2 separate regions of the Homo sapiens genome follow, and region 1 is linked to region 2. Evidence: chromatin contacts called from ENCODE Hi-C or POLR2A ChIA-PET data. All regions are on one chromosome and are shown on one strand. The core of a region is the stretch at or near the end of the contact, and the rest is flanking DNA. Distances in the headings are between cores, read along the strand shown. Region 1 overlaps GULP1 (GULP PTB domain containing engulfment adaptor 1). Region 2 overlaps GULP1 (GULP PTB domain containing engulfment adaptor 1).

What was found. Hi-C counts contacts between places; a loop is a spot of excess contacts on that map. ChIA-PET counts read pairs that join two places held with the same protein, here RNA polymerase II (POLR2A).
Region 1: a map of endothelial cell of umbilical vein shows a loop between it and region 2 (4-fold over the local background). The contact joins two enhancer-like sites. A Hi-C loop is called at or near these places in 4 of 168 maps with a recorded cell type or tissue (PC-3, endothelial cell of umbilical vein, heart left ventricle and 1 more). POLR2A ChIA-PET finds 5 or more read pairs at or near these places in 1 of 52 experiments (Panc1).

Annotation. Positions count from the first base shown.
Region 1 is chr2:188,380,043-188,383,614 of GRCh38, forward strand. The region is part of intron 1 of GULP1 (GULP PTB domain containing engulfment adaptor 1); the gene reads left to right. Among named protein-coding and RNA genes, the nearest start is that of MIR561, 84 kb to the left of the region's middle. Within about 2 kb of position 1,754, at least 3 of the 41 ENCODE cell types and tissues checked have a DNase peak (open chromatin) inside an H3K27ac peak, as active enhancers do; they include endothelial cell of umbilical vein, where a contact is called at or near this core.
Region 2 is chr2:188,321,198-188,324,606 of GRCh38, forward strand. The region is part of intron 1 of GULP1 (GULP PTB domain containing engulfment adaptor 1); the gene reads left to right. Among named protein-coding and RNA genes, the nearest start is that of MIR561, 25 kb to the left of the region's middle. Within about 2 kb of position 1,559, at least 4 of the 41 ENCODE cell types and tissues checked have a DNase peak (open chromatin) inside an H3K27ac peak, as active enhancers do; they include endothelial cell of umbilical vein, where a contact is called at or near this core.

The DNA of each region.
Region 1 (3,572 bases), core at 504-3,003, 59 kb after region 2:
CAATTGGGCATTCAATAGCTGTCCAGTGAATATTGGTTTAATGAAGAAAATTACTTTTCTAATTTTATTTTCCTTAGAGTGTAGGGGTATAGGTATGACTATTTGCATGTCATTTCCTTAGTGAGATGACTAGAATACATAGGAAGTGATTGCTCCAAGCTACTTAGGACAATCATCCTAATATCACCTTCTTTGTACCTTTTGCTTGGAACATGGGGTGAAAACATTTGAGAAGGTGTCTTAAAGGCATACTAAGGCATGTGTACTTTGTGCATTGGTGATGTGGCCAAATTACTTGTTAGAGAAATTACGACTGGCTAGGGATGGATAGGTGGGGAGTGTAAACTGGGAGGGAAAACAAACTGGAGATTGTTGTATTAAGCAGAATTGAATTTATTTAACTGCATGTAGGTGGTAAGGGAAAAAAGAGTGATTAATCATGCCAGATTTCAGGTGTGAGCAATCAGTGGGGATTGAACGTTTACTTACTTAAAGTCACAGGACAAACAAGAAAAAAATAGAAAAGAAAATCAGGGCCAAGATCTTATTTTATATATTTTGAATTTAGGAGCTTATAGAGGATAAGAAAGAAATATCCAGGAAAACTCCTAAAACATTTTGCAAATTAGATTAAATACTGTTAAATTATTGGACTTAGGTAAAAAAGAGAATAATGATTTTGAAAATATTTTAAGATCATGATAATGGTGGTCTGTATTTCATATGATGACAAGTAGAAATACAAGTTGGCCTGACTTCTCTGTTTTGCTTGGTTTATTGCATATAGAATATTTAAGATTTACCTGTTACATTAACAAATTGAAGCATTTTGTCATATTGCAGCATTAATAATGTTTTTCTTAAATGGTACTGTTGGGGATAAAGGAAGTTTTAGTAAAGAAATAGTTGGTTTCATTTAATTTCATATACGTCTTCAAATTGTGTGAAAATATATAATAAATGGTGGCAAAACAGTATCAAATTGAGCATATTATGTTCATACTAAAATTTTAAGAAGCATTTGAATTGGAAATCAGGATTTTATATTTTAAAATAAAAATATGTTCAAAAGAGCAGCCCCTAAGCCAGTCTGAGTTTTGCAAGAATATTCAAAGTGCTCTTTCTATGAAAAATCTAATCATATCAGACATAGAATAATAGATCCCATTTGGAAAATATGTCATTTCCTGCAAGAAGAAAGGCAGAAGTAGGCATAAGTTAGTTCTTATTTTTTGATATGTGTATTTTTGTGCTCTTCTTTATTCTGTCACATTGCATAAAATATTCTAGTTTGAAAAGTATTTCCTGCAGTATGACTGGGTTTCAGTCAACGTAAGATAAAAATAAAGGCTACGGGGATGTTAAATTGAATTGACCATTTCAAGGATAATATTTTCTTTTATTAAATTTTGGAATTAGATCAATTGAAGAGTTTTATTAACAATTATTTATCTTGATTAAATTGAATTGACCATTTTAAGGAAAATATTTTCTTTTATAAAATTTGGAATGAAATGTATTGAATAGTTTTGATAACAATTATTTATCTCGAATTATTTCTCTCTAATTTCTGTTCATAAGATCAATAGTTGTCAAAAGAAAAATGGAAAAACTATATCATCCTAAAAAAGAACTAATTTTGTTCTTCCTTTTCTCTCCTCTCATTTAAGACCAACAAACAAGAAAAACATGATCTGATAAAAGACTGTGGAAATTATGACATGGTTTTATAGTTTACCTTTTAACTATGTGTCATGCTTGAAATTTCCTGTCCAGGATAAACACATCTATTTTTAGAGCTGGAAGTATGTGATGATACAACCCTTACATTTTACAGCAAGGTGAAATGAATTGTGTCATTCATACATGCTAAGATCCAGTGAATGCTAAGAAAATAACATACGATTTAATAAATAATAGTGTTACTGAGTAAGCAAACATTATTTTTCACTAAAATTATAAAATATAAATATATGGCCTTAAAATATACTGTGCTAATATTTTAATTCAAAATTTAAAATTGTTGCTTTTTGTAGTAGATGCTGTTGATGATCAGCCTATAACCTCTCTTTTAGTGCTGTAGTTCAGACTGGCAAAATTTCTAATGCTTATCCTGCATTTCTCTACCTAAGGGATTCTTTGGCCACAAGAGACCACTTTGCCAACCAAATAGGCTGAAAGTTCCAGGGAATTAATGCCCCTGGGAGCAACCCTCAGCTAATGACTAATGAGGATTGGTGTATAAATATGCTAGCTCTCATTCTTACAGTGAGATATATCTGAGGGGTGTATTTCACAGTGGATGTCTGATTTTCCCCAGCCAGATTAAGCTGCAGTTGCCAGTAGTGTTACAGGCCTGATAATGATCTCTGTGTTGGTAGGAGGTCTTCCACTCCGGGTCTCACTTCTTTCTTTTCATCCCTGCTAATATTTCCTGGGATCATCTCCCAAATAAACTTCTCGCATTGAAGTTATTATTACCTCAGTGTTTGCCTCTGGGGCAACCTAAACTGAGATTCTTTCTTTCTCTCTAAAGTCATGTTAGAATATGAAAAAGAAGCTGGGCGCGGTAGCTCACACCTGTAATCCACCCAGCACTTTGGGAGGCCAAAGCGGGCAGATCACCTGAGGTCAGGGGTTCGAGACCAGTCTGGCCAACATGGCGAAACCCCCTCTCTACTAAAAATACAAAAATTAGCCGGGCATGATGCCACACAGTTGTATTCCCAGCTACTCGGGAGGCTGAGACAGAAGAAAACAAATACATTGAACAAATAGGTCAATAGGCTTCTGAAGAATATTGTGGCTAAGCTGGAAAACGATGGCTTTCAAAGTATTCAGATGGCTTAGATTGAAACACAGAGGAAGAGATAAAATAATATTTGAGATCTATCTAAGAAAGTCAAAAATATAGATATGGCATCATCAATGTCTGTATCAAGGGGTTTGTATCAAAGTTATGACGGGAAGCAGGGCACAAGACTTAGATATGTTTCTCCATTCTTCCCCCTCCCTCAAAAAGATCAGGTCTTTTTAGTGTTTTGGCAAAAGATACTATGCTGTGAATTCTGGTACTATTTGAACTTATGTCAGCGGTACATTCGAAATAATATAATTAAAGGAAGACATAATTTGTGCTGTTGTGTCTACCCAGAAAGAATTTTTGTTTTGTTTGTTGGAATAAAAATAGAAAAGTCTTAACCAATTAACATATCTCTTCTAGTTATAGCATGATTATGAATAGAAGGATAAGCTATCTAAATGCCTTGCCGTAAGAGTCAAAGTAGAATGAAAATGAAAGTAAATCAGTGCCTTCTAAAATTCAGTTTCACCTTCTTAATCATCATGAACAGGGTATGTGCTTGGTTAGTCCAAATAAATCATATGTGAAAGAGATAGTTGGGGCTACTTCTTGTTCAAGGGGGAAAGGCATATATTGTTAAAGAACTATCACCAGGCTTTAATAGTAACATATCTGTGAGTTAAAACATTTAACACATCATCTACAAATCTTGCTATTTTCCATTACCTAGGTATCAGTAATAATGTTTTCCAAATATTTACATATTTTA
Region 2 (3,409 bases), core at 309-2,808:
CGAAATTCAAGCATTGTATTGATTTTAATGGATCAATTTATTTTTCTGTCTTCAACACACCAATCTTTATATCTGTAATTTCTGATTCTGCTTTTATAATTTCTAACTATGTAAACCAATTTCAAAAGATTTGAAAATGGCATATCCAATAGATGAAATGTTTTCTTTGTAAATTAATATAAACCAAATTCTAGATATTGTTGTTATATTTGATACTAATACTGAGTCTAATACAATAGACCTGATTTTTCCATAAACTGGGATTGAGTAGAAAACTACTAAAAGATAACGTTCTGATGAAATTATCTGTGGCAGTAAGTTTAGTGTGCTAACATGCTAAAAATGTTTTTCACATATAAGATTTTATTGTATTACTGGCACTGTTTATCACTTGTATAGATGTATTTTTATTGAAATAAACTTTTTAAAAACTTAAATATATTTAAAGGGGAAATGTAGTCTTCTATATCTTTTTTTTTTCAGTACACATTAAATAGTAAAGTAAAAAGGATCACAGAGTTAAAAGATTACTCAGGTAGCCAAGCATGGTGGCTCACACCTGTAATCCCAGCACTTTGGGAGTCAGAGGCGGGCAGATCACCTAAGGTCAGGAGTTTGAGACCAGCCTGACCAACATGGTGAAACACCAACTCTACTAAAAATACAAATTAGCCGGGTGTGGTGGCAGATGCCTGTAATCCCAGCTACTTGGGAGGCTGAGGCATGAGAATCTCTTGAACCTAGGAGGCGGAGGTTGCAGTGAGCCAAGATCGAGCAAGATTGTGCCATTGCACTCCAGCCTGGACAACAGGAGTGAAACTCTGTCTCAAAAATAAATAAATAAATAAATGAATAAAATAAAATTACCCAGGAATCACTTAAAATTATCTAAAGTATCACCACTGAGTTGATGGGAAAAAATTTGTGCATTACAAAACTTGCCCTTTAATTTGCAGGGGTTTCAGGTTTTAAGTAGGAATCATCAACAACATGATCAAAAATTCTTCTGCTTCATTATTTTCAAATTGTATACACAGTGTTCTCTATACAGTGTATTAATCATTATAGAGTATAATTCAGTATGCTGCATTTATATTTTAGAGCTTTTTTTTTTAGGGGTAGAGGAAGAGGTTGGCATTGGCTGCTAGGTGAGGTTGTAAATGAAGAAACAATATAACCTCGTTAGTTTGTCCTATTCTCATGGCATGAACTTTGTAATACCTTAGAGAAAAAGAGAAAGTTAAAGCTGATTTCAGCTTAATTCTAGATCTCCTCCAAATGGCATTAAAATAGTTTATAACGTGGCTGGATATAATAGTATTCATGGTGGTTTGTTATCCAAATTTGTAGCTATTCTTTTACCAGGTATTTCTGTCGCTATTTCTCAGTTTCTCACAACACTGCAATTCTTCTCTACCTTTGTTATTTCAGCTGTTTTATAAAGGTTTATTTTGGAAATGTATATTGACTACAGTTTCTTGTGCCACTCTCACTTAGCTCTTTGTGGTAAAGGTCACATTTATTTGAAGTTGTAGACTTTATGGCTGAGTAGTACGTCAAAGCCAGCCAGTGTGCATTCCCACTACTTCCCTGACCCTGACTTTGGCCTTCAATACCTCTTGCCTGTGGTTTGAAATTCTTTTCTCCCAGTCTTAGGTATTTTCTCACTCTTGTTCATGGCAGCCCTGATCATGTTTTATTCTGGCCAAAAGCCTTCAAAGTTCTGCCTTTTGTCAAGACCTCTTTATCTTTACCCTCTATTTGCTCTACCATCTGCACTGTGCTTATGTTCTCATTCCTCCCCCTACTTGATACAAACTGGACAATCACTGCATCCTTAGGAGATTTTACCTTTGCGTTTGCTGTCCTTTCTTCTCTTCGTTGAGTTTTCCTAAAAACCAATATAAATTTATTTGTCTGTAAATATCGACACTCTTCCAGATCCAGCTCACATTTTGCCTCTCACCTTAAGCTGCTTGGGTTCTCTTTTAATCCTTTGCAGACAGAGTGAATATCTCCTCTTCTCCCTGAATTGCCATTGTACTTCCTGCGATTTTATTTTATTTCATTGTATTTTACTGTGTTGTAGCTAGATTGCAATCTCAGCACAGAAGAAAGGCATGGGTTTTAGAGTCAGGTATATCTAGTTTTAGATCTGTTCCCTTTGTAACTGCCCTGAACATAGGCTGTGCTGTGGTACATATTCTTTTATATTCTAGGGACTCCACTCTTTGCATGCACAGTTGCAGTTGGCAATAAATGTTTAAAGGATGAATAACCACTTATTCATGAAGGACTGTTATTTTAATATTTATTTAAACAATATCCTGAAGAATCCTCAATTTTTTTGCTGCCCACAGAGAAATCACTTCCTTCTCCAAAAAGTGTGCAGTTAAGGAGTTTGTGAGTGCAAATTGAATGAAAATGTGCCATTAAGGAGATATCTGAAGATATGTGTGTGTGTGTGTGTGTGTGTGTGTGTGTGTGTGTGTATGTGTGTACAAAGTTAGGGAAAGGGAAGTTTGCTTTTACTATCACTGTTTTCCTATTTTTTTTTTCAGTTTTGTATGTGCTCATTAAATGTAGTCATTTAGAACTATTATAGCTGTGGTCACTTATGAATCCTAAGGCCAATTTCAAATTTTTAAGTGGAGGGGATTGCTGGCGTATCCTCTCAATTTTGCTCTCTCCTCTATGATTTACCTTCTGGGCAGCAAGATACTAGACAAGAAAAATGTCACAAGTTTGCAAATAGGCTATGTGAAAAGTTTTATTAATTTAAATAATTGTGTCATATAGTTAGGCTCCTGAATATACTAATTTGCTTTTATGCCTTCTTATATTTTCAAAACCATGTGCTTAGCATAGCAAAATTTAGTGCTAGATATATTTGTCTTAAACTTAGTCCAAGGGCCTAATGAGAGGAATAAGAAAATAAGGATTTAATTATAAGACATCCTAATGTCTAAAGAAGGCCCTCAGTCAGAACCCTCATGCTACTCATGCACAGAGATGTCTGTGATTACTCTGACCACTCTTCTTGTGTTTACTTAGGACTAAATGAGTAAATGACTGAATGTCAGCACTATTAATTAAATTTGTTGTAGAGTCTCTGATGCCCCTGAATCATTTTCCAGGGAACATGCTGTTACTAAGCCTCTAAAAATAATTGCTTAGTGAACATATAAAATGCCCATAAACTTTTCAATGCTCTATCTTCAAGAAGAATAATATTCAGAAGAGCCTTCTTTTAAATGACAAATGAAGATTTTTCCCTCCCTTATTAGATGCCTGTACATTTTAAGTTGAACTTTAAAGACATTGAATATAGTGACTTAAGAACCTTTAAGTTTTTACTTCAGCTTAAGTATTTAAACAATTTAAATTGGTATTTAAGAAATATTTAAAA